2 separate regions of the Mus musculus genome follow, and region 2 is linked to region 1. Evidence: chromatin loops called from intact Hi-C (ENCODE). Cell type or tissue: left cerebral cortex. All regions are shown on one strand. Each heading gives the region's core, and the rest is flanking DNA. Links, peaks and the distances in the headings are about the cores only.

Region 1 (10,116 bases), core at 2,948-7,947:
CTGAAAACCCACTCAAGCACAAATAGACAAATGTCTGGTAAAGGGGCAGGTGGGTAGGCAGACAGGAACCTTTGACATTGTGACGCCATGTTGTTACCAGTCAGGTTCATGCTGGAGACCTCAAAATGCAGTTACCAGAAATACGACCAAAAAAAAAAAAAAAAAAACCCTAACATTTTAAACAAGCTTACCATTTTGTGTTGGACTGCATCCATGGCTATTCTCAGCCACATGCAGCCAGCCACACACTGAGGATTGGACATGCCCAGAGACACTGGGATCCATAGCCAGAAGACGTGCAGAAGACACACTGACAGATGGATAACTTAAATAGCCAGCTCCGCCAAAAGTGCCCAAGGATATAAAGTCAAGATCACAGGAAAACCCACTGCACAGGTTTGAAAAGCCTGGCTGCAAGCTGACAGCATCCAAGTTGGCTGGGCACAACTGTGTTTGTCGCCCCCCAAACCAGAGGTTGGGCAGCGAGGGACCTGCCACCCCTGAACCTCCCTCTGCTCCTCCCCACAGGTGAGCTGCAAGGCAGCAGTGGTTTTCTTCCAGTATTGCGTCATGGCCAACTTCTTCTGGCTGCTGGTCGAGGGCCTCTACCTACACACCCTGCTGGCCGTCTCCTTCTTCTCTGAGCGGAAGTACTTCTGGGGGTACATACTCATCGGCTGGGGTATGGTACCAGGGAGGGGGCGAAGATGGGGAAGCTCCCTGGGAGGTGGGAGGGTACAACCCTAGCCTACTTATGAGGTTCTCCACCGACATTCATGAATGTCCCCAGAATGCGTGACCCTGGGGTCCTTCCCAGCCTCCTACGGCTGCTTTACAGTGCAGAGCCTGAACAAAAACCATCTACTCCCCCTTTCTGATCCTGACACACAGGACTACTGTCCATCTATAAGGGGTTCAAATCAGAAAGAAAACAAAAAAAACTTAAGTGGTCACAGACCCTCAGGCATATATCGTCACTAAATCTAAGAGAGTCTTTATATGGTATACATGAACAACTTGAACACTGTAGGTAGAAGCCCTAAGTGTTCTACCCTTCCTTCTCCTCCCCTCTCTTTGGTTCCTTCTCCAAACCCTCTCCATGTGCTCTCTGCTCCCATTTCCTTCTCTTCCTTTCTCCTTTGCCCCTCACAGGAGTGCCCAGTGTGTTCATCATGATATGGACGATTGTCAGGATCCATTTTGAGGATTTCGGGTGAGCTGCTGTCCCTTCCCTTCCCTCTGGCTGCTATCATTTGGGGGTCAGAGTCCCTGGGCGTGATGCTGCTACCAAGGTTTGGCAGGTAGACAGACAGACCACAGCATGAAGCCCAAAGTAAGAGGCTGGAGGAAGATGTGGGAAGTGGCAGATTCTGGGCTTGGGGGCAGAGCCAAAGGCACCTGGGGGATGGGTTACTCTCAGGCTGAGGACTTCTCTCACCCAAGTCTCCACGTTCAGGTGCTGGGACACCATCATCAACTCCTCACTGTGGTGGATCATAAAGGGCCCCATCCTCATCTCCATCTTGGTAAGCCGTCATCTCACTGCTGAGCCCAGAGCACACAGGAAATGAGGGTTAGGTCAGAAAGGAGCCTCAGGTTTCCATCAACCACCCCTGCATCCAGCGTTCCCCCTAGAGCGGGTAAAGTAGAGGGCGGGTCCTCAGGGATGCAAAGGAGAGTCCCAGATGATTTGCCCCAAAGGGAAGAGCCATCAAGAGGTACTATGGAGGGGTGGACAGCACCGGAGAAGAAAACAACCTACCCCAGCTTTCTCTCTCTAAGTGACCAACATCGCGGGTTTGTCATCCAACAGGTGAACTTCATCCTGTTTATCTGCATCATCCGAATCCTGGTTCAGAAGCTACGGCCACCCGACATTGGGAAGAATGATAGCAGCCCATACTCGTGAGTGTGGGCCCAGCAGCCCAGCTCCAAGCTTCCACCCCGGGTCCTCAGATCACTGCCCTACACATGACCTCACACGCCTACAAGTACCCAGAGCCAGACATTACTCTTCCCCATGGCCAGGCTCAGCATCCCCTGCCCATCATCACCAAGCCCTCCACACCTACATCTGCTCTCCTGATGCTCAATGTCCTTCAGGTTCACACTGCTGCCCTAGGGAGCTTGAAGGGAGTGGAAACCCTGTGCCTGCCTCACACACTGTGCAGTCTGACCTATGCCTGGCAGAGAAGGGAATACAACAGATGCCCAGCAGGAGATGTCCTGGGAGACCCCATTCCACATCGAGGCAACCACATTCAGTATTCCCCACTGATAGCTATCACATCCTTACAGAGATCAGGCACAGGCTGAGAGGTCTCCATGCCTCTGCCCGTGTCACACTCGGGATCCGCAGTAAAATGTTCCCAGCTGTACAAAAGACAGATATGAACTTCCTCAGCCTCCAAAGTTGGAGCACACCACTATGGGCAGGAAGAGAGGAGGCATTTTCTTTCCTTGATGCTGTGACAAAATGCCTGACAGGCAATTTAAGGAAGCAATTAGAAACCGTGCTTTAGCTTCTAGCTCAAGGGCACCACTCGTCAAGGCAGAGACTCGGCTGTAAAGCTTAAGGCAGCCAGTCATCCTGCATCCGATCTGAAAGTGAGAGACGAACACCAGCACTCAGCTCACTTTCTCCTTTCTATTCAGTCTGAGACCCCAGCCCACGGGACGGTGCCACCGATAGTCAGGGTGGGTCTTCCCACCTCAACACCATCCAGAAATCCCCTCTCAGATATGCCCAGAGGTTTGTCTCCTCCGTGATTCTAAGTCCTGCTGGTAATTGATATTAATCATTGCAAGGGCCGTAATTCACTGCTTGAAAAGAGGAGGGGCACTGGGAAGGCCAGCAAGTTTCTATGGAAATCAGAGCTTGCAGGCACGTGAAGGAAACATAAAACATGACCGGGGCACCCTTGCAAAGGCCCGAAGAACCTTTACACTCACAGTGGCAATGGAGAACAGACCCACCATGCAGGCCACCCCACAAGGGCCATCCAGTCCTGGGATCCTAGATGTTCTTAACCTGGCCTCCGTTAGGGGAATCTCAGCTGTGGTTGGAAGATTTCCCACTGGAGGAGTCACGAGCTGCTGGATTTGGGATTCTGTTCTGGAGCCCTGTGACGGTCGGGCCTGAGGCTGACGCTTCCTCCCATTCCTGGTGTGACAGCATTCTGTCCCTAGCAGGCTGCATGGGCAGGACAACCCTCTCTTTCCCAGAAGGAGACGTGCGTGCGGGGCTTGCCCACTGCCGGGAGGCAGCACTCCTGTCCCACACGCGCACACGGGTGTCCTTTACCTCAGCGACCTTGTTTCCCAGAAGTCCAGCTGCAACGGGCTAGAATCTGGGGGACAGAACCCAAACTGGTCGTGGCCAGGTCTGTGTGGGTGAGATGGAAAGGAACAGCTGTCGCAGACAGAAGGGGGAGCTGGAGCTGGCAATCCCCAAGGAGGGGCTGTCAGTTCCCACTCTCAATTTAAAGAAAGCCTCCATCTGTCAGACTCTGAGTATGGGATGGGTTCATGGCCAAAGAGGTGTGGCTGGGAGCCAGGCCCAAGAAGGAGGGAAGGTCTAGGTTGCATCTGCATGGGGTGGGATCTCAGAACCAAGGCAGGAGAGGCAGGGGCAAATGTGTTTCTATCCCACCCACATCCACCCTGACCTATTTTCTGCCAGGGAATTAGGAAACTGTGGCCCTTACCGCCTGGACCAGCTGTGAGGTCTGCTGAGTATACACAGTAGAGGGCCTTAGCAGTAGATAGAGGGAGTGCTGGCCCCGCTGGCACCAGGGCAGAGGGAAGACAAGCTGGCCTTTTGGAGCAGGACTCTGCACTGCTAGAGATGCGGGAGGGAAGCGGTCTCAGGGAAAGAGGCAACCCCTAGAGACAGGGCCACAGAGGAAGAGCAGGAGCCACAAGTGTGCACACACTAACTAATGAGCAGGCCTAACAGCGAGTGCTCCTCACCCTCCTGCACACCGGGCACATGTGGCCAGCCCTGGAGCTGGGAAGGCTCCATTCCTAGGAGCTAGTGTCCTTGGAGACACCCACAGCACTTCCGAGGAGACAGCATCCCCGAAGCGTGACATCGCCTCACTCTTCAGCTGGGGACACAGACCAGAGGGGGGGGGGACCGACCGGGAAGTCTTGCCTCCTGAGTCTTACGTAACACATCATACTTGGTGGCCTTCCTCCAGAAGGGGGAGAAAGAAGGGAGTTTAATTCTCTCGTGTGCTTTCCCCAGGCAAGGAGGTAGGGGGACAGGAGAGCGGTATCACTGACAGACAGGGGACAGGATAGAGTGGGCATGCCGTGGGGATGGGGCAGCCACTGTTCATCCTCACAGGGTCTGGTCACTATTGCATTTGGTATACCCACACCCATCTCCCCATGTGGCTATACATACCCACACCCTACCTCTCCCTGTCCCCAGGAGGCTGGCCAAGTCCACACTTCTGCTCATCCCTCTGTTTGGAGTTCACTATGTCATGTTTGCCTTCTTCCCCGACAACTTTAAGGCCCAGGTGAAAATGGTCTTTGAACTCGTCGTAGGGTCTTTCCAGGTATGAACGTGGGCCTGAGGAATTCACCTCAGCTGCCGTGGGCCCCAGATTCCAGTCATAAGTTCTGGATAAGCACCCCCATTGTGCTCAGTGCTTTCCTTAAGCAGGGGTGAAGGGGCTGTGGGGAAGTGGGGTGGGGTGGGTGGGGCTGGGAGTGCCTGCAGTCCTTTTGCCTCACCTCCTCTTCCTCCTCAGGGTTTTGTGGTGGCCATCCTCTACTGCTTCCTCAATGGCGAGGTGAGTGCCTCCCACATCCTGGTGGGCAGGCTCAGGGTCTACAAACCTCGATGGGATCCTGGAGAGCAAGGGCAGTTAAAAGCTTGCCTCTCTCCAGGGTGGTTCTCAGATTGCAGCGCCCTAGTTGCCTACAGTCTCATTTAAAATGAACCTTGATTGACCCTAGGACCTGAGGACTTAAAGCCTGCACTTTTACAAGCCCTGGGTGGGTTTTAGAGCGGGGATACTGTGCGTATCAGAGGTGAAGAATACTTACAGCTAAATGGGTGTGGGTTATTTGGGAATAAGACATCGAGGGAAGGTGCAGTTACTGCCACAAACAAGTGCGTGCCTGGATGAAAAATTGGGGTACACTCCACAGGCAGCACCCCTCTGCCTCCCTATACTGCATTTTGTGACTTTCTGCATCCCATCTTCCCTCTCTCCAAGATCCTGAGTTGATTCTCTGGCTCCCAGCCCTGTCCCAAGCCTCCCAAGATAGCATCCAGGCCTTTCAACTTAAGTTAGGGAACATCTATAGCCTGCCTAACAACGCTGCTCTGGAGACTAACTAACCACCCTTCCCGCCCCTAGGTGCAGGCAGAGCTGCGACGGAAGTGGCGGCGTTGGCATCTGCAGGGCGTCCTGGGCTGGAGCTCCAAATCACAACACCCGTGGGGAGGCAGCAACGGCGTCTCGTGCAGCACACAGGTGTCCATGCTGACCCGCGTCAGCCCGAGCGCGCGCCGCTCCTCCAGCTTCCAAGCGGAGGTCTCCCTGGTCTGACCGCCAGAGGCCGCCAGGCCCCTTCGCACCCTCCCCACGCCAGCCCCTGGAGCAGAGGTCTGCAGCGACGCCGCTGGCTCCAGCCTTTTGTAGGGACACAATCCTTTGCTGCAGCCAGGACCCGGTCCATGCTAGCTGGAGAGCTGGGAGGTCTAACCCTGGAGGATGCAAGGAGGAACCAGCATCGGACTCCACCACCCAAGGCTGCTCTGCCAGTCATGCGCACAACATCTGCATTCACCTCCTGGAAAGCAAACCGCCTGCCCTCAAAGCTTTGGAACTCTGAGGGCAAAAGGTTCCGCCCCGTCGGTGCCTAGAATTCCACTGGGGCGCTCAAGTCGCTTTGGGTTAAGCGTTGCCATTGAGACTCCTCTCTGAGGATGCAGCCCCCTCCCTCCGTTTATCTGCCAGCTCTTCCGGGTGGGTGAGTTCTTCTACCTCAGGCAGATATGGTTGTGACCTGGAGTTTCAGTTTGGGGATCACAGCTGTGTTGCGGTCCTCCCTCAGGATGGAATTGCCCCAGTGAATCGTCAGACCTGGGAGCTCAGGGACCTATCTCTGGGGAGGAGGGGTGGGGAGAAGGCAGCCCTGCCCGTGCTCACCAAGTGACTTTGTCCATCAAGTAGGACCAGTCCACTAGCCTTATGTACAACCAAAGCAATAGCGAGCTGCCGCCTCTGGGCGCTTATCTACACACCAACCACTGCTGCAAGGGTCAGAGGCATGAGCACACAGGCCCCTTGATCCTGGGCCACCCTGATATCACTGGTAGTGATACTGAGTCCTGTGAGAGCAGGTATCCTTTCCTGTTGCTAAAGACTACCTTTTTTACATATTGTGGTCTGCTGGATTCTCTGGGGGTCGCATTACCATAGATGCTATTGCCACCCTCAGTCTCCAGTTCCTGTGGAGAGTGATTATGTCTGACATAAAAGCCTGGGGAGGGGGCAAGGCATCTTATGCCTCCCTCCATCTTTATAGCGATAATGGCTTCTAATCCAAACTGGTGTCAGCGGGCTCTTCTCAGAGCTGCACCAGGCTTGTATGACAATAAACATTGGCTCTAGCAGGCTTGGTTCCCCTAGCCACTGTGGGTCTCCTGCTTCTTCTAAGCAGCTGTGTCACCTCTGCTCTAGTGAGAGATGACCCTTCTGGCTTTGGGCAGGAGCCCCACACAAGAGCCTTTGATTCACATGTAAATGTGAAGAGGTTGTGACAGGGGTCCGTTGTGACCCTCCCTCCCCTAAACCCATCTGGGAGGAGACAGATTCTGCCTCAGACCAAATCAAAACAGCCAACAGAGCTGTCACAGCCAGCAAGGGTTCGACATCATTCCTGAAAACACAGCAAACAGGAAATGCAGCAACCAGGTCGCTGCTGCCTAGGAGCCAACCAAGAGGGCTCAATAATGGAGATTCCCCAGCACAAGTGAGAAGAGGCCAGTCTGGCTAATGGAAAGGAGTAGACAGAGCAGTGGGGCAAAGCAGGTGACATTGGTTGGTCAGTGAGAGACAGCTAGCTCCCAAGGGTTTGTGCAAACACACTTGTGTAAACTTGTGGGTGTCAGGCTGGTGTAAAGAAGCCAGCATGGGCTAGCAGAGGTTCAAACCTGCCTGCCATACCCCATTCAAAGGCTGCTGCACCCAGTACCAACCCCCTGCCTAAATGAATGGGACCAAGATTTCCCCAGCAGTGCTGTGTTGTGGCACCAGCGTAAGGCGCAGGGCCCTGGGAGAGCAGCAGTTACCAGCCAAGAGGACAAAGTGAGTAAAACTCAAAGTGTGTTCAAGAGAGGACGAGCAGAGTTAGGAGGTGAGAGGCTAATTGGAGGGCATTTCGGAATAAAGAGAGACTTGGGAGGCTTGGGTGAGGAGCTAAGAAAACTTGTGCTGGCATCCTAGGTTAGTGACAGCCCTGGGACTTCCAGGACACCCAGGACCTTTTGGCAGGCGAACTCATCTCTATCGCCATCTAGTGGGCACTTCAAAGACTTGACCAACTTTGGCCACCTTAGGGCTTCCTATTGTCAAGTAGGTCTCACCCTGGGAGACAACCAACAACGAAAGCATGGCTCCATTACTGAGCTCCCAAGAGTGGTGTGTGGACCATACGTAAGGCTTGCCCCACACCTCGCCCTCAGGCCAAACCACTGGCCCCTTGTGAGTCTTGCCTTGACCCAAAAGGACCTGATGGAACCCAGCCCCTGGTGGCTCCTTAAAACTGAACCCTACCCACAATCTCCAAGGACAAAGGCTAGTTAGCTGAAGCGGGTATGGACAGGGATCCGTAAATCTGAGTCCAGAGAAGGTTCGTTCTGTGGGAAAGGCTTGTTCACAGGCAGTCCTCCCACTCAGGACACAGCCTGTCGGAAGAGACTGGATTACCGGCTAGCAGAACAGCACTGAGGTGTTTGAGGGCTGGGAGTGGTCCTAGAATCCCAAGGGAATGTGTTGGGTGTCAGGGACACCCAAGTTTGGGGGGCACTTGCCAGTAGAGACAAAGAGAAGGTCTATCCTTCCGATGAGGCTGAGAGATGGGGAGTGGTTAGTTAACACAGAGAAGGACCCAGGTCTGGAAAGGGTGCCAGGCCATCCACAGGAAAGAGAGGAGGTGAGACAATGGCCTGGTTTGGGACCAGGTGCTGAATGTTGTGTCTGCAGGGTATCTGAGAAGAGCCCCTCTAAGGCGGTTAGAAATTACAACCTAAAGGGACAGAGGGCAGGAAGACCAAAGCAGTCCCTTTGGAAGGAACAGTGAGTGTCCGGGCAAGTCCCCAGGCACCCCATGGGGTGTGCTGGGCACAGTCTGGAGAGGAGACTGACTCAGCCCCTCCATCCTAGCTGCCACACAGGGTCTGTTTTAATGAGCAGTGGCCAGCTTCCCTACCCCCATGTGGGAACAAGAACAGCTCTTATCTCTCTGGGGGAAGGGGAAGGGGCGGGACCACAGCTGGCAGTCATTAAACACCCTGCTCTAGGCAGGGATGGCCAAGATATTAATAGCTTCGGGAGTCTATGGCCCCAAAGACTTGGCCTCCCAGGAAAAGGACAGAGCAACCGCAGCAGGCCAGAGGGATGCGTCAGGAGGCCATCTTGGCAATGCCCCAGCCTCCACACAAGGCAAATGGGATAACCAGAAAATAGAGAAGGAAAAGTCATTGTAGAGGCAGATGCTGAACCCAGCTTTCCAGAACCCCTGGTCGTGCCTCAGATATTCTATATCTTGTCAAAGATGGGGTCATTTGGCTGTGCCCTACCTGGAAACACAAAAAGAGTCGATCCAGTTAGCAGTCCTGATTCCGTCTTGACATATTGTTTATCCTGTATTTTTGCATTAATTTTGATATTTTAAAATACTGCATTAAAATATTATTTACCTTGAGTCCTGAGCTGCTGTTTTGTTTACCCGCTTAGATGCTGCCCCCCTCAGAACTGCCTCAATAGTGTCACACCCTAGCCCTTGTCACAGCCCAGGAGTCTCAGTATCCCTGACTTCCCGGATGCCACTGTGGTGCAAGCATTGGAGCATACAGGCTGGTCATTTGTGTTTCCACAAAGGACCAGGGTGATGCCAACTAGACGGGACAGCCCCAGGGCTAAAGGCTCATGTCAGCGTAGACCCCAGTGTTTCCGCTTTCCTTCTCAGTTAGTGCTCCCTGGTCTGTGAGATGCCTGCCAATGTTTGAGCACCGTTTTCCCAGAAGCCCATCCACAGGAAGGAAGGAGAACACCCTTATCCAGAAAGACAGTCCATCTAGAACTTACCTTCTGTCGAGCACAAGGATGAGGAGGATGGGTCACGAGGTCACCCTGTCAATGTCCACACAGGACCTAAGGGATAATGGGTGTCAAGAGGAGGAATTCAACTTGACATAAACTAGAGACACACAGGAAGAGAAAGTCTCAACTGAGAAACTGCCTCCATCAGATTGGAGCTGCCTCCATCAGATTAGAACTGCCTCCATCAGATTGCCGTCGAGCATGCATGCCTGTGGGGGCATTGTTTTGATGGAGGAGGATCTAGTCCACCCATGGTCACCCCTGGGCCTGTGGGCCTAGGTTGTGTACAGAAGCTAGCTGAGCAGAGGCAGGAGCAAGCCAGTGACATCATTCCTCCATGGTCTCTGTTTCAGTTCCTGCCTCCGATTCCCTCAGTGATACATTTTAAAGTGTTGATTTGATTTGGGTAAAGTGTTTTGTCACAACCACAGAAAGCAAACTAGGACAGACAAGCTTCCATAAAGCAAGTTGATTCATTTTTTAAATCTAGCTCGGTCTCCTTTTGTGGCTCTCTGGGGACATGTGTGGTCTTTGGCTGCCTTCACTTGAGTTGCTTGGTTTATGTGCCTTAGAGCTGAAGACACGGAGCCAGCCATGGCTCAGGGCGGGGACAGGCTTTGGGCATTTTATGCAGAATGAGAGGCAATGGTTGGGGGCAGGTCAGGGAACACTTCTAGACTTGTGGACGGCGCCCCCAACCCCAGAAAATCCCTTCCAATTTCCCTGTTGCTCATCTATTAAACTAGTAGCAAGAAAGCTCTGTGAC
Region 2 (10,116 bases), core at 548-5,547, 190 kb before region 1:
AAAAAATCGTGTTGTGATGCGTCAGGATCAGCCACAAGATTTCATTCACTAACGAATATCAATAAAACAAGCTCAAAGATGGAAAGCTTTTGTCTTTTTTTAGTATGTCTGTGTCCACCTGAATGCAATTGCCCTCAGAAGCCAGAAGAGGGCAGTGGATCCCCTAGAGCTGGAATCACCGGTCATTTTTAGCAGGGTATCAGGAACCAAACTCAGGTCCTCTGCAAAGGCAGGATGTGCTCTTCCACCTGAGCTATCTCTCTAGCCTTGGTGTGTACATAGCTTCTCATCAGGAAATTCACCTCTTTAAGAGTTGAAGGCATTGTTTTGGGGGGCATGGTAAATGAAAGGTATATACCCCCCAGTCTCTCATCCCTCCATCCTTTCCCAACATAATAGCATTCCATGGACAAGTTCCCTGCAGGACCCTGATGCACTCTTCAGGGCTGTATGCTGCTCCACTGAACACAAATTCAATCCTGTGAACATACTGGTCCTTCTATGAGCCAGTCCCCTACAGGCAGTCACAGAGCTGATTCTCATCTTTTATGACTAAAACACAGTAATCAAAGCCGCCTTGTGTAAGAGATTCCCCACATGGGTATGACGTCACAAAGAGAATCACCAGAGAGGTAGTGTCAAATTTCCTCCCATAGAATGCTGCTGATACTCTTAGGAACCAAGAGTGGTAAAGGCTACCAGCAGAAGTGTGAAGAGGGAAGACTAAACTCACTGTGCTGCCTCTGGAGGTAGATGCTGGGGGGAGCGTGGCATCATGAGTGCCAGGGATGCTGGCATGTGGCATGAGTGTTGGACATTGGGGTCGTGGCATGAATGTCAGGGACACTGGTGTTGAGCAAATTGCCAGGTTCAACCATTTCGTAATGATGACCTCAAGCAAGCCACTCACTGTCTTTGGAGGCCTCCACCCTTTTAATCTGTAAGGAGGGGGCGATAGCTCTACCACGTGAGAACAGAGAAAGCAGCTGGTGAGGGGCAGAGTGTGTTTTGAGTAGGGACAGCCAGTGAGGCAGCCCACTGGCAGGTAAAGGCGGTGAGAGAGAATTTACTTTTTCATTGCTGTGACCCAGTACCTGACAGGAAGCAGTTAAAGGTGAGGAGATACTGTTTTAGCTTGCAGCTCAAGAGAATACAATCTGTCTATCACAGTGGGCAAGGATGGGGGCAGGAGCATGGGAGACATCTGGTCACATTGCACTGCCAGACAGGGAGGGAGGCTGGGCCAGCAAACCGCAAGGCAAGGCCAGCCACATCGACCACTTCTTCCAGTGAGCCGTGGCATACTTAAGGCTCCTCCGAAACCGTTCCAAACAGCCAGGGACCGAGTGTTCAGACAGAGAGGAGAACAACCATAGAAGGGGTGGCAGGCCCTGGTGTCACCCTGGGTTCCTCTCTTCCTTCACATACTGATGCAAGAGGGGTTCACCCTCAGCATCCCAAGGTTGCGGAACAGGAAGTTCTCTGCTAAGCTACAACTTGCAGGGAAAGAAACTGTTTATGCTAAGTCGATGTGGCTTGTGGATGCTACAAGGGACCCTCTGAGTTAGGACCCCGCGTCTTATCTTAAAAACATTATTTTCTCAATTCTTTGAGAATGTCATACAATGTATCTTAATCCTATTCACTGGCAACTTCATAACTCCTCCCATATCCACTTCCCTCTCCCCACCCTCCCAAATTCACGCCTCACGCCCAGCTCAGGTTGTCCAACCCAAGGACAAGAGTCCCTAAAAAGGCCAGTAGGAGAATCAGGAAACAAAGATGTCAAGTTCTTGGCTTTGAACTATGAGGGAAGAAAAGGCTAAGTACACAGTTTGATGTGAAACCAGACCTGGAGAGGAAGCTTGCTGGACCATTGCTTACTTGCTTTCTCTCTCTCTCTCTCTCTCTCTCTCTCTCTCTCTCTCTCTCTCTCTCTCTTTCTCTCTCTCTCTCTCTCTCTCTCTTTCTTTCTTTCTTTTCATTTCTCTCCCAGTCCGGTGTAATCTTCACCCTACCGGCTCCTAGGTTCACTAGTCAATTACTATGTCAAGAACTGAGTGGTTGGAAGTTCTTGCAGCAGACAAGGAAAGGGAGGGGTTGGAGGTTCGCAATATTCATTATGCATTTGATTCCCCTTTTCTAGTGGTCTGAATTCCAGGTTATGGGAAAAGCCTGGAATGAGTCTTAGGAGCCAAGGACAGAGGATCCAGTTTTACAGGGGCTAGGAAGGAAGGCGTTACACAGCCCCACCCTAAGGCTCACTTCCACCACAGGGTTACGATTCCCTTGAGCAATGGGGAAGGAGAAATGGCAGCAGATGGGTCTCAGCAGAAAGGTGTCCAGCCGTACGTAGATGTGAGGACTCACTACCACGCACAGTCCGGGAGCAGGAAGGGAGGTGAATCCAGGAGCCTTGTGGATGGGACCAAAGAGAATAGCAGAAGCCTCCCCTTCAGGTCTAGCAGTACTGCATTCAGAGCTTGATACCATCTTGGAGAAGGCAGACAGAGGGAGGCATCAATATGAATTCCCCGAAGCGTATAAAGGGGGTTGAAGAAGAAAATGATGCGTGAGCTCCTGGTTCGATCATAGCCCAAGAGGAGTTTGTTTTCACGGCCAGTAGAGGGCGCTCAGAGATAAAAGAAGGCCTGTTGGCACTGGGCCCTGGATAAGCGATCGCCAGATGGGACTTTTGCTCGCCCCTGAAAAGCAGTTGAGTGCTGGTTTCTGTCTCACTCTTAACCCCACTCGGGCCATCACTTGCAACGGGGCTTTGCTTGGGGTTAAGGTTGGGAAAAACGCCCAGGGAGCAGGCCTGGCTTCTCAGGGGCCTCTCTAGCGGGGGATTGGCTCTCCCTCTTAGAAGCTCCATGCACCCACTTAGCGGCTGCCTCAGACTGCTCTGAGGATCCAGACAGGCTTGAGTGGAGGTTGTGAGGGGGCAGCAGACGTGGTCATGAATGCAGGGAACTGAGTCCCTGTGCTTGGGGCATCAGGAAGTCATGGGGCTAGAGAGGCACAGCAATGAAGAATAGCAAAACTCAGCATCCAATGGGAGAGGAAACACTTCACACACACATACACACACACACACACACACACACACACACACACACACACACACACACACTCGATACCACACCTTGACCATCCAGAAAGCATCTTAGGGATAATTATGAAAATGTTATGTGTTATTAAGATGTTCCTTCAGATGGGCTTGGACATAGGCCCATCTAATGTCAGCTTTATTAATTGTCAACTTGACACAACTTAGAATCACCTGGGAAGAGAGTCTCATTAAGGGATTGTCTACATTTGGGTTGGCCTTTGGGAGTGTGCATGTGCGTGTGTGTGTGTGTGTGTGTGTGTGTGTGTGTGTGTGTGTGTTCATGAGTGTGAGTGCATGTGTATCTTAATTAAGGTAGTCAATATAGCATGATCCAACTCACTGTGGGCAGCAGCGTTCCCTAAGCAGGGGTCCTGAAATGATTAAGAGTGGAGAGGATAAGCCAGGAGTGCAGGTGCTGGTCTGCCTTATCTACCTCAGCTAGGCTTCATTAAGGCCGGATGGTTTTACGGACAACTCATGCCAGGCTTGCTGGCTCTCTAGACACTACAACAGGCCTTCCTGTTTCTGTGTTCTATGTTCACCTTACTCTGCTAACAAACACCTTTGCCCTCTCTTACAGCGAAAACAGAGACACTGCACAGGAGAGCTCCCTGCTTCCTGTGTCCAGACTCACAGACTCACAAGCTTGCTGTCAGCTGTCTTTGATTTTTTTTGGTTTTGTTTTTCATGAAGGAAGCAGGTTCTCCTTCAAGATTCTGACCCATTTCTGCATAAATTCTGAGGGTCTCCTCCTCCCCCCTCTCTTGGGACCCACCTTATTTCAACCACTGTGCCTTGATTTCCCTGCCCTTTAAAAGATTCTTTATGAAGCATTCAACGTTAATGTAAGAGTAAGACAACAAACAGGATATTCTTGGCATTCACACAAGCTAAGCCTCTTAGTTGTGAATGCAAGAAATTGACTCTGGGTGGGTTAGAGCACTGCTTCTCAACCTGTGGGTCGTGACCCTTCCATGTCAACCCTTTCACGTGGATCATTTAAGACTGTTGAAAACACAGATATTCACATTATAGTTCATTACAGTGTCAAAATTATAGTTATGCATAGCAACAAAAATAATTTTATGGTGTGGGGGGGTCACCACAACATGAGGAACTGCATTAAAGGGTCACAGCATCAGGAAGACTGAGAACTGCTGGGTTAGAGATTTTTTTTAAGGTTTATTGAAGGATAGTGATTACATAGGGGAGCCTCCCTAAAGTCAGAGAATCAGACTTAGTGGCCAGGGAGGAAGGAGCATGCCAGCCGATGCCATCACCAGGAGACCATTGTCCATGTGGTCCACACTGCTGACAATGGAGTCCACCGTCATAAACCTATAGCCCACGAGAGGCTGGGGGTGTGGGGCGGCTTGTATGAGCCTATGGCTTAGCTGCAAGAGAAGCGTAGGTGGAGTGGGGAAGCTCTTCCAAAAAGAAAAACAAAACAAAACAAAACAAAACAAACAAACCCTCACGCTTGTCCCCCAAGGGGAGGTTCAGGGCATATGGGAGACACTCAGCCTGTGTTTTGTTCCTTCTAAACCCTGTCTGGGGGCTCAGCAACCTGTGGGTGCTTTGACATGTGAACCGCAACAACACACCCAGCATGGGAAACAAGGGGACCGCGGTTGCACTGATTATGAATTTGCTGTCTCCCTGCTACAGTATGTCGTTTTCCCCTGTCCCCACCACAAGGTGTCACTGTTGTGTAGCAGTTGCATCAGATTGAAGCCTGTTTATTCGGAGGTAAAACAATAGGGTGTCCTAAAAGGAAGGGATATACCCCATCCTGAAGGGAAGCTAGTTAGGACAGGAAGCAAACAACTCAGTGTAGCTTCAGGAAGTCCCTGAAACTGACCAGAATTAGTAGACTTCTCCCTCCCCAAGGGTACACAAGCTGCTCAGGAGAGGCTGGGACCAGCTGAGCCACCTGGGAGCCACCTGGAAAGGACTGTTCTCCACCTGCAGAGAGGCCTGCAGGCTGTGCAGTGTGCTCCAGGCTCCCAGCTTCGTGAGCTGTCACTGTTAGAGTGGGCTTTGGTGATGCAGCTGTCCCTGAGTCATTTCTGCTCCTGTAAGTAACCCCTCACCCATATTCCAATAAGTCTCATTGGTTCGCCAAGCTGGACTTTGGCTCTCCCATACTACTGTTTGTCGTTGGTTCCCTATCTTCTTTTTTTTTTTTTTTTAATTTATTTATTTATTATATGTAAGTACACTGTAGCTGTCCTCAGACACTCCAGAAGAGGGAGTCAGACCTCGTTAGGGATGGTTGTGAGCCACCATGTGGTTGCTGGGATTTGAACTCCTGACCTTTGGAAGAGCAGTCGGGTGCTCTTACCCACTGAGCCATCTCACCAGCCCGGTTCCCTATCTTCTATCTGAGGTTAGTGGACATTTATTTGTTCATATCGCTCCAGGAGTAGTATCAAACAACAGTGGCCACAGCCCTCCTTGCAGGAATAGCATCCAGGCAGCACTCTCCTTGGAGCGCTTCTCAAGACAGCTACATCACCCATCTCAGTTTTATCAACTCCACACCTCTTCCCAAATCCTGCAGAAGAGAGATTCTCTGATTCCTGCCACAGGTACAGAACCCATGTTCTCTAGCTAGGGGAGCGTCTCAGTGCTTGCCTGTGTGTGTGTGTGTGTGTGTGTGTGTGTGTGTGTGTGTGTGGTCCTAGATTTAATCCCCAGGGTGGCAATAATCAAATCCCAACTCTGTACATTCCATCTTTTGAAAACAGAGCCTTGTTAACTGGTTAGCGGTTATGACTTAATTTCTCTGCCACCGGGGTCACACCCACCTCTTTGTCTTTAGCTGACCTGATCTCTTTCCTTGTTGGGAGTAGAACAATTTTCATTTCAAAAAGAGCTGAGCCACATGCACGTCCCAGCATGATACAGATGCACAGTGAAGCCCAGGAGTCAGGGCTGCAGACCCGAAGCCTCCTCGGAAGCAAGGACACTGGTGGGCTGCCATCCTGCAAGGTGGCAAGTCTGCAAGCAGTGCAGAGCAAGCAATTTAAAAAAAAAATTATTAAAACCCCGTATGTGATGGCCTGAAGAGATGGCTCAGCAGTTAAGAGCACTGAATGCTTGTCCAGAGGTCCTGGATTCAATTCCCAGCAACCACACCGTGACTCAAAACCATCTGTAATGGGATCTGATGCCCTCTTCTGGTGTGTGTGAAGACAGCTACTGTGTACTCATATATATATAATAAATAAATAAATCTTTAAAAAAGAAACCCCACATGTATGGCATGTGCATACGTGTATGCACATTCACAAGTGTGTGAGTGTGTGTGCAGTAGTGTGTATGCGCACATGTAGAGGCCAGAGGTTGGTGTCAGACTTATCCTCCATCGCTTTTAAACCTTATTCCTTGAGGCAGGGCCTATCAAGCCAACCCAGAGCTCATCGATGTGGCTGGTCTCAATAGTGAGCTTTGGGATCCCCTGTGTCACCTTCAGAGGCTGAAACTCTGCCGACCAGGAACTTACGTGGGTTCTGAGGATTCAGATTCTGTCCTTAGACTTCCCAGTAAGTACTTAAACCACTGAGCCGACTTTGCACCCTACAGGGTAGGTTCTGAACACATCTTATAGTCAATTCAACAAGATCTGTCAACAGTTTAGGTGGCAGATGTGGAGAATAATCAGACGCCAAGGATCAGGATGCCTAAAGCACCTGCGGGGACGATGGAGTTGCCTCCTGTAGAGCAGGGGGTAGTCAGGAGCTCAAGTTGGCACGTGCTGTGTTTACATGTCCCCAGAGGCAGGCATCCAGATGGAACCAGTCTACCTCTCTGCCTCTGAACTTGACTTGTCGCCCAAGACAGAGAAAGCTGGGGCACTAAGCCTCTGTCTCACACATTGTATCCTAGTGTGCGCCTGCACCAGGTCAACCCAGGAAATCCTTCTCTGTTGTTGTTGTTGTGTATGTAATACACATGTGTATTACATGTTAAAGCATGATCACATGCATGTAGAGGCCAGAGATCAATGTAGATGTCTTCTTCAACCAATCTCCACCTTATACTTAGGCACAGGGTTTCTTTGCTGACGCTGAAGCTCACCAGCTCGCTAGACTGACTGCAGAGTGAGCTGTGGGATCTCTCTGGCTCCATCCTCAGAACACTGAGGTTAGACTCTTGCTGTCATGCTCAGCTTTTATATGGGAGCTGAGGATTTGAACTCAGTCCCTCATCCTTGTAAGACAGGCCCTAGACCCCCAGACCAGTAAATAGCATTTGAGTAAATAGGTGGGAAGAATAAATAACAGCCTCAGAAGGTTGCCATTCAGGCCAAAGGTCACAGTGCCCAGCTTCCACCTCAGGTTTCTTTCCCAGACAGAGGCTGACAATAGCTGTGTTGTCTGTCTGCTATGGCCAGTGTGGACTGTAAACCTGGCTCATTCTTTCATTCATTGTAAATGAAATCTTTCTTCCTGGATGTAGAGAAAGCCCCAGAGACTCAGGAGCCTTGCACACTCCTGGACTCAGCTGTGGGCTCGTTCAGGTGGAAGATGGGGCTTTAAGAAGGTCTGAGTGGCGCATGCCTTTAATCCCAGCACTTGGGAGGCAGAGGCAGGTGGATTTCTGAGTTTGAGGTCAGCCTGGTCTACAAAGTGAGTTCCAGGACAGCCAGGGCTATATACAGAAACCCTGTCTTGAAAAACCAAAAAGAAGAAAAAAGAAAAAAGACTCCAGGGACAGGCGTGTGCAGTGTGTGTTTTATGTGTGGACATGATGTGCATGTGTGCTTGTATGCTTGAGAGTGTGAGTTTGAGTGCATGTGTGTGTGTGTGCTTATGTGTGTGCCTGTGTGTGTATGTGTTACTCCTATCCCTTAGGAAATCTGGATCAGACTCTGGGACAGTTTCCCAGAGTTCCTCTCTGCTCAAGTCCCAATCCAGGTAATCAAGAAGTTCCTGCTGTATAGATGGAACAACAATATGAACTAACCAGTACCCCAGAGCTCTTGTCTCTAGCTGCATATGTATCAAAAGATGGCCTAGTCGGCCATCACTGGAAAGAGAGGCCCATTGGACTTGCAAACTTTATATGCCCCAGTACAGGGGAACGCCAGGGCCAAAAAGGGGTAGGGGAGTTGGGGGGGGGTATGGGGGACTTTTGGGAAATGTGAATGAGGAAAATACCTAATAAAATTTTTTTTTAAAAAGTTCCTGCTGGGTGCTTGTGACAGCCAGCTGTGTCATTTTCCTACTGTCCAGAACACTACCGAACCTACTACAGAAGGAGGATCCCGAGCACTTAAGACTTACCCTGTTCAAGTTTTCTTTCTGTTGGGGTGAAAGACAACGTGACCTAAGCCACTTGGGGAGGAAAGGGTCTGTTTAACGTTACAGTCCACCACTGAGGGATGCCGAGACAGGAGGCTGGAGACAGGACCTGAAGCAGATAGGGGAAACACTGCTTACTGGATCCCTCTATGGCTTGCTTTGTTATATAGACCAGAAGTACCCACTCAGGGCTGGCACCACCCACAGTGGACTGGGCTCTCTTACATCAGTCCTCAGTCAAAAGCCTCCCAGACTGCCCACAGTCCAATCTCATGACTGATGCTCCCTCCTCCATGGCGACTCTAGGTTTGTGTGAGGTTGACACCTAAAGTTGACTATGAAGCACCTTAATTCTGCCGGTTCAGGCTCTGCCCCTGGTGTTACTTCTTCCAAGGAGACTTTGTAGACATCCCGGGCTGTGGTTGTGGTTACAGCTCCCTGTGAGACAGGGCAAAGGTGAAGGTGGGAGCAGCCAGCTTGCCAGCAGCAAATTCTCCAGTTTTTATGCTCTAAACACAACCGTGGATGCGCTGGGCAGAACTTAACATTTTCACTTTTCTGGAATTGTTTTTCCTTCCACTTTTCCTCTACTCAGATCTGGAAGGCAGAGGAAGCTGGCTCGCTAATTAGAAGTAACCATGGTTACCAAGTTGTCTTTAAAATATCTTGAAGAGTTGTTTGGATTTTTGCCCCCCCCCTTTTGGTTTTAATTATACAGAAAGCATTTTATTTGACAGCCATCTTTATTTTCTTTCTGGTGATTGGGTGGTCTTCCGAATTCATTCCTTTTGGTGGTCACTTTAAAAGCTCAGGGACAGAATGAAAAATCACTCATTAAAAATATAATTCCGCAACCTTATAAGATAATTTAATCATCTCAAATTTTCAGTTGGTTGAATAACAAAGGAGGAAAAGTCCTACAGATTTCAACATGGCCTCACAGAGAGACTTCAGCAACCTGAACAGAATGCGTAAGCACCCACTGGGGGCTCATGGGTAAGTTACTGTGCCTGAAGCTTCCCCATCAGGGATATGGTTCACGCAGCAGTTGCTGGATACTGCATTGGTCACTGTCTTAGTCCGCGTTCTACTGCTATGAAGAGACACCGTGACCACAACAACTCTTAGGAAAGAAAGTTTTCATTGTGACTTGCCTACAGTTTCAGAGGTTCAGCTCATTTTCATCATGGTGGGGGAGCGTGACCGCTCACAGGCAGACTCCGTAGCTGGGAGTTCTTCATCTGGGTAAGCAGGCAGCAGGAAAGAGCAAGACACGGGGCCTGGCTTGAGCTTTTGAAACCCCAAAGCCCACTCCAGTGACACATTTTCTCCAATAAGGCCACACCTCCTAATAGTGTCATTCCCCATGATCAAGAATTCATATGTAAGGGCCCATGGGGGCCGTTTCTATTCAAACCACCACAGTCGCTTCTCAGTGCTGAATGCCTGATAAGTTGCTGAGTACAAGAAGAAGACAGGTGATCGTCTGTTGCAGTGAAGAAAGCAAGGTGGTGGAGGGGGTTAGCGGGCTGGTGGCTCTCATCCTGGTGGAGCAAGGAAGGGGTATGTAGTGCCTGACTGGCTTCCTTCTTCCTCTCTTACTCAGCCTGGAATCCCAGTGCATGTGCGAATACCACAACATTCAGGGTAGGTTCTCTTCAACGTTAAGTTAATACTCTTTGGAAAGTCCTTTTA

The links. A loop is a pair of places that touch in the nucleus more often than their neighbours do. Peaks named below come from ENCODE experiments on the same cell type or tissue, not always from the same donor. Only the 100,000 strongest peaks of a DNase experiment are listed, where the experiment ranks them.
Region 2: it touches region 1 in a loop (3-fold over the local background); 21 of 42 quality-filtered maps call a loop at or near these places.

What each region holds. Positions count from the first base shown.
Region 1 is chr9:121,663,996-121,674,111 of GRCm38, forward strand. Vipr1 (vasoactive intestinal peptide receptor 1) reads left to right here. Exons shown (of 13, transcript NM_011703.4): 7 at 529-682; 8 at 1,153-1,213; 9 at 1,457-1,526; 10 at 1,814-1,905; 11 at 4,439-4,568; 12 at 4,764-4,805; 13 at 5,379-8,959. The coding sequence ends at 5,570. Among named protein-coding and RNA genes, the nearest start is that of Vipr1, 26 kb to the left of the region's middle. In left cerebral cortex, for the core only: CTCF peaks have their summits at 4,188 (motif pointing right), 4,387, 5,572 (motif pointing right) and 7,548 (motif pointing left); DNase peaks (open chromatin) are centred at 3,165, 3,418, 4,070, 5,601 and 1 more place; H3K4me3 peaks cover 220 bases; H3K27ac peaks cover 2,007 bases.
Region 2 is chr9:121,474,835-121,484,950 of GRCm38, forward strand. It overlaps Trak1 (trafficking protein, kinesin binding 1), which reads left to right. Exons shown (of 16, transcript NM_175114.3): 16 at 1-85. Among named protein-coding and RNA genes, the nearest start is that of Gm38661, 12 kb to the right of the region's middle. In left cerebral cortex, for the core only: CTCF peaks have their summits at 2,632 (motif pointing right) and 4,805 (motif pointing right); DNase peaks (open chromatin) are centred at 658, 1,133, 2,650 and 4,808; H3K4me3 peaks cover 622 bases; H3K27ac peaks cover 403 bases.